Linked DNA regions of Homo sapiens: regions 2 and 3 are each linked to region 1. Evidence: chromatin contacts called from ENCODE Hi-C or POLR2A ChIA-PET data. All regions are on one chromosome and are shown on one strand. The core of a region is the stretch at or near the end of the contact, and the rest is flanking DNA. Distances in the headings are between cores, read along the strand shown. Region 1 holds the start of SRSF3 (serine and arginine rich splicing factor 3). Region 2 holds the start of BRD2 (bromodomain containing 2). Region 3 holds the start of PHF1 (PHD finger protein 1).

Region 1 (2,538 bases), core at 27-2,526:
TCTTGAAAACATTACGCTAAGTTAAAGAAGCCAGACATAAAAGTACACGATTCCATAAATACTAAATATCTAAAATAGCTAAGTTCAGAGAGACAGGAAGATTAGTGGTTGCTAGGGACTAGAGGAAGGGGGACAGGGAATCTGGGAGTAAGTGCTCAATGGGTAGTAGTCTCCTGCGGGGGGAGGTGACGGAAATGTTTTGGAACTACGTGTAAGTGATGATTACACAACACTGAATATACTAAATACCACTTAAAGATAATTTCACTTTAATAAAAAATTACAAAGAGATATTTGCTACTAAAAAATTTACTGCACTTTGGGGACTTATTTTTTTGTTCTTCCTTGGCGGACTTGTATTTGATAAAGCTTTATTACTGAGTCACTTCGACGATGAATCTGATAAACTTGTAGACCAGTTTCAATTACATAAAAACCATCTACTCAATAATTCAGCTGAAGTGCTTTCCATAAACACCACGTTCTTCTTACTCTGGGCTTGTCTAATTAAAATATCCAGTCCAGACACATCCTATTTGCCGTGACCACACCCTGTGCCCAGGAGTAAGTTCTAAGACCAAACCACTGGTGAAAATTTTTAAAAACACTGCTGGCACCTGTCTTAAGCCTCCATTTTAATGGGAAGCGATGAAAGAACGAATCTTAAGTTCAAGGAAGATCTTTCGGTCTTAGAAAAAGGTGATTAGATTCAGGCTGCAAAATCTGAAACTACATGAAAGTAAGGTGACTACGGGGGCCATTTAATATGAACTGAAAGGTCCGGTCTTGGTTAGTGACTTTACAAAAACATTCTGAGAAGCTTCCCAATTAAATGAGGGGCCAAAAAAAAAAAAGGCGCCATAAAAATAAAAAGGCCGTGACCTGGAATACAACTCGGCTATCGGCTCCCCTTTGTGGTTCCCAACTCCCAGGTAACCCCCATCCTGGCTCATGCCCCAATGAGGAATATAAAGACTTCCACTCCAAGACTAGGAAACCCTCCGATGGGCCGGGAGCCCCCGCCACCGCCCCGTGCTGAACGTCACAAAATGGCGGCGGCGCCTCTTTGTCTCAATCTGGCGCCGCCATTGGGCCTGGCTCCTTGGTACTGTTAAATTCCATTTCCACCTCATTCCCTCTTTCGCTGGTCTCTTACCGAGATCTAGGGTTAAAAAATGCGGCGGCTCAAATCCACACGCTCCGATGAGTCTTCCCGCTTTCCTCCGGCCCAACACCAACCAACTCTCTCACTCACCCGGCGTCCACGAAATGGCGGACCACCGCCTTCTCCTCGCCTTTATTTATACGCCATACTGGAATCACATGATTGGACGGGCTCCCCCAATGAGAAGCAGAAGAGGCCGTGACGTATGGCTACAAACGCAGCGAGAGCCGCGGTTGCTGGGAGCGCGCTCTGGCGGTTGCGCCGGGTGGGTGGAGACGTGCGTCGGCGCGCGCTCGTTGTAACAGGCCTGGTGCTCCCTCGAGCGTTCCTCCCGGTCTGTCGACCTCCAGGTTACCCACAGACTCCTCTTCCTCACCTCCAAATAGGCTAGGGCTTCATAAACAGCACCGTCGCCGTCACGCTCAAACACTAATAGGAGCCGTTGGCCCCTAACAAGATTAAGAGATGAATTAATTAAGTGCTTCACCCTTGTGAGCGGTTAGTCTGGAACTAAGAGCATCGCGTTTACAAACAGGTCACGGAGCTGTTTGTGACCCAGCTGGCACCAGACTGTGGCCGCCTAGATTCCACACTGAAGGAAAAGCCTGGTTTGGAAAGTTTGCCCAACTCTTGCTGGTTTCTCGTCTCTCAAGCAAACTTGCAGGACTTGGCGCCGACAGCAAAGGAGACCGGTCAGGTGACCTGGAAACTATCACCTTTAGCAAACACCCGGAAAGGGAAGTTTCTGAAGAAGATTGAATGTAAATTCTGGCCCCCAAGCAAATGCCAGGAGGGGTATCTCGAGCCTTTCTCCTAGCAGCCGTTGCACTGCCTGGCATGTATTTTGTCCGGGCCACTTCCCTTACGAAGACAGAGCCGCAAGAGTAATTAAGGGGAGAGAGACTGTGATTGGGTTAGAAAAATCACCAAGGGCCGGGCGCGGTGGCTCATGCCTGTAATCCCAGCACTTTGGGAGGCCGAGGCAGGCGGATCACTTGAGGTCAGGAGTTCAAGACCAGCCTGGCCAACATGGTGAAATCCCGTCTCTATTAAAAATACAAATGGCCGGGCATGGTGGCAGGCGCCTGTAATCCCAGCTACTTGGGAGGCTGAGAGCAGGAGAATCGCTTGAACCCAGGAGGCGGAGGTTGCCGTGAGCTGAGATCCTACCACTGCACAAAAAAAAAAAGAGAGAAAAAGAACCTGTCTTTTTATTTATTCCCTCTTAGCTGAAAGATATGCCAATTATTATGTTTTTTTTTTTCTTTTTTCTTTTTTTTTTTTTCTTGAGATGGAGTCTCGTTCTGTTGCCCAGGCTGGAGTGCAATGGCGCGACCTCGGCTCACTGCAAACTCCGCCTCCCGGGTTCAAGC
Region 2 (2,538 bases), core at 24-2,523, 3.6 Mb after region 1:
AGAGGCCACCCTGGAGAAACCCGAAACCTTGGGAGCTGTGAAATCATTCCAGGTCCCGAGCCTCCCTCGCATCTCAGACCATGCTGTCTAGACCCCCTACTGCCAGCACCCACCTTGGGCCTGGTTTCTGTTCCTAAGCAGACCTCAAGCTTTCAGCTTGTAAGCACCCCAGCCTGGAGTAGACACGTGCTCAGTAAAGACCCTACAGGGGCAAAAGGCCCCACAGGCCGTGTCCACGTGAATGCACACAAATTCGGTAAGCGACTCGAAGCGTAACCTCCAGCCTGCGGTGTGACGACTGGAGCTCCCCTACCGCGGACACAAAGGGCGCACAGCAATGCTCCCTCCAGAGGCTCTGGGGAGAAAGGAAGTTGGCGCCTGGGAACAACCTCAGTTCACAACATGGGTGGCCAACTCCTAAAGCATTCACATCCACGGGTAGGGGCCACAGCCACCACTCCTCAGCCCACCGCCAGGTCACCCCTCCCTCGGCCGCCGATGGATCCCTTCTCACCTGGCTCCCGGCTGCTGTACCCCCAGGGGACGAATGGAATAGGGGGGGCCACACCGCCCCCTAACCCCTTTGCCCTCCAATGGGTACGGAGGCATGAGGCTGGCCATTCCCCTCCCCCCCCATGGCCCTCTCCCGCTCGCCCCCCCTCCACGCTCCCATTGGCTGTAAAAGGTTTGAAGGACAAATCTTCCCACTCTCAGGATTCTTTCCTGAACCCCAAGAATCCCCCTCCCGGACTCCCCACCATTGGTTAAGCACTTGACTGACATCTCCGCCCCACAAGGGCCCCTTCTCACCTGGATCCTAAAGCCTTCCAGGGGGCCTCCAAAGTTGCCCTCGGCTTGGTACGGGGTATGTAATCCGGGGTGTCAACCCCCCCCCAGAAAACGAAGCCGTGCTGGGGGAGGGGGCGTAGCCCCCAGCCCCTCCCTTCCCGAACGGGCTGGGGGGGTGGGGAGAGCATCGGGGCCGCGCGGCCACGTCAGCAGCACCCAGATTGGCTGACCGGGGTCACGTGCCCGCTTCCCCCCCACCCCCCGCCTTTCCCCCAGCCACGAGGACCAGCTTTCCGAACGTTCCTGGGGGTCGCGCCAAGGGGCCAAGGGGGCCGCATGGCCCAGGCCTATGTCCCGAAACCCAGAGCGCTATAACGCTGCTGCTTGTCCATATCCCCAGCTTCCTATCCCGCAGTCCTGGACTCTGTCCCCCCCACTCGCCTCTCCATACGAGTTCAGCATGGCTGCCGCAGACCAGGAACACACACAGCGCAGGCGCAAGGGTGCGCCCTGACTGGGGGAGGGGGAAGGAGGGCCAGAGGCTGCGGGGAGAGCCGTAGTGCGCAGGCGTCCGGACCGGAACCGCATCTCCGGCGGCGGGGCTTGGAGCGCGCGCTTTTCGTGGGGCGGGAGCCCGCGCCCGGGTGCTGACCTCCTGCCTCAGCGCCCCCTCCCCCACTACCCGCGGCCTAGCGGGGTAGCCTCGGGTGGCCAGGCTTGTTTCCTCCTCGGTGGGTGTAAGGTGCGGCTTCGCTGGTCCTGGCCTGAATCCAGCGGAAGCGCACGCTGCTGAGCTGTCAGCGGAGGAAAATGGGGCCTGGACCTGGAGATATGAGGGTCTGGAGAGAGGGGCCCCTTCCCTGGTGTCGTGTGGTGCGACCACTGGAGAGGGAGTTTCTCGCCCTCGTCGCGCCTGCCGCGCGGAGAGATAAGGTGCGGACCGCAGATGTGGACTTCGTATTTGGCTTTAGTCTTAGGCAGCCTTAAAATCTCTCCGTGCCGTGAACCTACGCTAGACTTTTCTTTAGTGAGACCTGTGAGTCCCTGGACCGCTCTACCTTCTACGATATTTACCAGCTGATAACTTTTCCTTCTCTATTTATTTCGTAGTGGACCGTTTAAACCTCTTATACTCTTAAAGTTATGATCTCTCCTCTCCCAAGCTTGAGTGAATTCCCCCCAAAATTTTGGAACTGGTAACATAAAATGTTATGGTGATTCAGTTGCCAGCTAAAAAGTAAGCCTTTAATTTGTCATTAGCCGATAACCTCTCCCTTGATTACCCAGAGTATGGTCCAGATTTTCACGCTGCAGACCCTAATCTCTCCTCACCGACAGATGGCACTTCACAGAACAGAAAGGCCAATTTGCAGAACTGGCTTCCCATTTCCCACCTGCAAACTGGGTCAATTGTGTATTCCTTTCTCATTTCACTAGAGGTCCTCCCTTCGGTTTGAGGAAATCCTTTACTATTGACCTGGTCAACCTTCTCTGTTACCCGGAAGCTGTCTTCCCTTCTCCCCCTTTTGACCTTTTTAAACTTTTCTCTTGGTTTCCCCGCTGACAGAAAGATAACAACCCTCTCAATATCGTGCCCTCTTAGAGACTCATGTCTCTCGGCTTCCTTGCACAGCCAAGACCTGAAATTGAAATTATCCTTACTATCTCAATTCTTTGTCACATTCTCTTTCCCCATCCCCACTCTTCAAGCTACCTCTGTCAGGCTGCTACCACCAAAACTTTTCTGGC
Region 3 (2,538 bases), core at 14-2,513, 3.2 Mb after region 1:
GGGGCTGCGCCATTGCATCCTGGGGGGGCCTAGCCAGAAAAGAAATGGGGAGGAGAAGGTTATGAATGCTGAGAAACCTTCCCCATTTTCTTTTTCTTTTTTTTTTTTTTTTCCTGAGATGGAGTTTTGCTCTGTCGCCCAGGCCAGAGTGCAGTGGCACAATCTTGGCTCACTGCAACCTCCACCTCCCGGGTTCAGGCAATTCTCCTGCCTCAGTCTCCCAAGTAGGTGGGATTACAGGCGCATGCCACCATGCCTGGCTAATTTTTGTATTTTTAGTAGAGATGAGGTGTTGGCCATGTTGGCCAAACTGGTCTCGAACTCCTGACCTCATGATCCACCCACCTCAGCTTCCCAAAGTGCTGGGATTACAGGCGTGAGCCACCGGGCCCGGCCAGCCTCCCCATTTTCTTTGCCTATTTTGCCATCAAGAATGAAGTATCTGTGCCCCCATCTCCAAATCCCTGAGACACCTTGATAGGAAACCACTGGGCACCCATCACCAGCTTTTTGAGTCCTCTTCCAACTCTAGTGACTGGCTCTCCTCTCGGTAACTAACAGCCCTCCCCCCGACCCCAAACCTAGTTGCTAGTTTCCCAGCTTCCAGAGCTCTCCTGGGATATTATATACTGGCCTTGAAATTTTAGGAGAAATTATGGTTGTAGAAGCAAAGGCTACTCAGTTTAGAGGTATCATAATTAGGGTGTCCTGTTGCCCAGAGACGTGTTTTGGGACCTTTTCTGGAGATGTTTTCCAGAGCAGAAACGGCTGTCTCCCCAGGCCTGCGCGTCTCATTAAGAACAATCATCCTGGTGCCAGGTTATGTCAGGTCACCCTCAAATTCGGGGCTCCCTGCCCCCGGGTTAGACAACTTCTCTGAGTGCCCCGGGAGGGGGGCGTGTCCCAGTCCCGGTCTCTACTCCCCAGGACGGCAAGTCCGAGAAGGGACTTGTGTCGGCCCAGCCCGGACCCGAGGCCAAGGCGGCGAGGCTCTCCCGCCCGCGCCCCGCGCCGACCCCCGGCTCCCTGCCCCCCACCAGCGCCTCCTGCCGCCTCCTTACCGGTGACAGCTGGGGCCGCCGGGAGCCGGGCAGGGGCAGACGTAGGAGACCTAGGCGAGTCCCCCGCGCGGAGAGGGCACGTCCGGGCGTGGGGGGGCGTGCAGGCGGAGGCCGGGGGGTCCCCAGGCCCAGCCCCTCCGTCCCGGCGGCTCTGGGGCGTATGACGCAGCAGCCAAAGCAGCGGCAGCGGCAGGAGGAGGAGGCGGCGGGGGGGAGGGAGGGAGGGGAGGGACGGACCGGTTGGGGGGGAGGGTGGTGGGAGGGGAGGACTGGGGGAAAGGAGGAGCCGGAGGGGGGGGCGGGCACCACCTCACCCCACCTCCCTCACCTCCAACAGGCCTGGAGGGCGCCGAAGAAGAGGCTGGCCCTCCGCGGCTTGGGGAGCGAAGAGTCGGACCCGGTGGGAGAGGGAATCCCCTCAGCCCCTTCCTCCGACCTGAGATTCGCCCTTGGGGCACGAGGGAATCCCCCCTCCCGGCAGCCCGCCTCCGGCCTGGTCCCCCGCCCCATGCCACATCCGTTAGCTGCCCCACCCCCCATGGTCACTCCAAGTCCCGCCCCCCGGCCCCAGTTCACAGCCCCGCCCTCCATTCACCCTTCTCGATGCCCCCACCACGCCCTCCTCCCTCGCGCGCCCCGCCCTCCCCGTGACGAGTCGCGCCCCACCCACCGCCCTTTTGCGCACGCGTGTCCCCTCCTGCGCGCGGCACCTGGGAGGACTGAGCCCCTCCTTCACCGGGCGGCGGCCGTCGGCGGTTGGCGCGAGGGAGTCGGCGGGCGTGCGCGCCGCTTCCCGTGGACGTCCCGCCCCGTGCTTCCAGGGCTGGCGCAGACGAAGGGCGCGAGGACCCAAGGCGGTGACGCCACCGAGAGCCAGCCAATGGGCAGCGAGCGGGCAGAGCCCCAGCCGTTCGAACGGAAAGGCAGGGAAAGGGCGGGACGGGAGGAAAGAGCCAACAGTTTGGGAGCGCGCGCTAGCCCCGCCTCTGGACTCTGGGGTCCGGTCCCCATTTGCCGACACCCACCAAAGGAACGTTCTTCCCTGGGGCTGGGGTGGCCGGCGGAAGGGTGAAAGTTACCTATAACTAGTGACCAAGGAGGGGGCGTGGATAGCTAGAGGGCACACCTCCCTGATGTGACGGACGGGGTAGGGGGTATTAGCAGAGGGGAAGATGATCCAGGCCAAGGTCCAGAACCGGTGATAGCAGAGGGGAGAAAAGACGAAGCCCTCAGCCCCCGCTCCCGCCTCCCACGTAAACGTTTGGCAGAGGGTACAGATCACAGCTCCCACTTTTACAGATATGAAAGTATCTGCCTTCTTGGGCAAATGCTAATAAAACCTTTATTTAAAAAAAAAACCAAACTATTCTTTATTTGATAGCCCTGGGACATGGTGCCCTCCACCCAATAAAGCACCCTCCAGCAACCCTCCCACCCCTCACCCGATACATAGACATAGGGACACACACACACACAC

Evidence for each region. Hi-C counts contacts between places; a loop is a spot of excess contacts on that map. ChIA-PET counts read pairs that join two places held with the same protein, here RNA polymerase II (POLR2A). Pooled maps may share reads with other maps.
Region 2: a map of CD8-positive, alpha-beta T cell shows a loop between it and region 1 (17-fold over the local background). The contact joins the promoter of BRD2 here to the promoter of SRSF3 in region 1. A Hi-C loop is called at or near these places in 1 of 168 maps with a recorded cell type or tissue (CD8-positive, alpha-beta T cell) and 12 of 50 pooled maps. POLR2A ChIA-PET finds 5 or more read pairs at or near these places in 5 of 52 experiments (Panc1, T-cell, activated CD4-positive, alpha-beta T cell and 2 more).
Region 3: a pooled map shows a loop between it and region 1 (8-fold over the local background). The contact joins the promoter of PHF1 here to the promoter of SRSF3 in region 1. A Hi-C loop is called at or near these places in 1 of 168 maps with a recorded cell type or tissue (transverse colon) and 5 of 50 pooled maps. POLR2A ChIA-PET finds 5 or more read pairs at or near these places in 1 of 52 experiments (WTC11).

The regions. Positions count from the first base shown.
Region 1 is chr6:36,593,100-36,595,637 of GRCh38, reverse strand. SRSF3 (serine and arginine rich splicing factor 3) reads right to left here and starts at 1,276. Exons shown (of 6, transcript NM_003017.5): 1 at 1,157-1,276. RefSeq lists enhancers at 989-1,218, 819-1,500, 1,609-1,768.
Region 2 is chr6:32,967,329-32,969,866 of GRCh38, reverse strand. BRD2 (bromodomain containing 2) reads right to left here and starts at 1,273. Exons shown (of 13, transcript NM_005104.4): 1 at 811-1,273. It overlaps LOC124901302 (a long non-coding RNA gene), which reads left to right and starts at 1,346. Exons shown (of 3, transcript NR_190904.1): 1 at 1,346-1,722. RefSeq lists enhancers at 1-40, 1-358, 1,657-2,196.
Region 3 is chr6:33,409,739-33,412,276 of GRCh38, reverse strand. PHF1 (PHD finger protein 1) reads right to left here and starts at 1,263. Exons shown (of 15, transcript NM_024165.3): 1 at 1,062-1,263; 2 at 1-29. The coding sequence starts at 13. KIFC1 (kinesin family member C1) reads right to left here. Exons shown (of 11, transcript NM_002263.4): 11 at 2,381-2,538.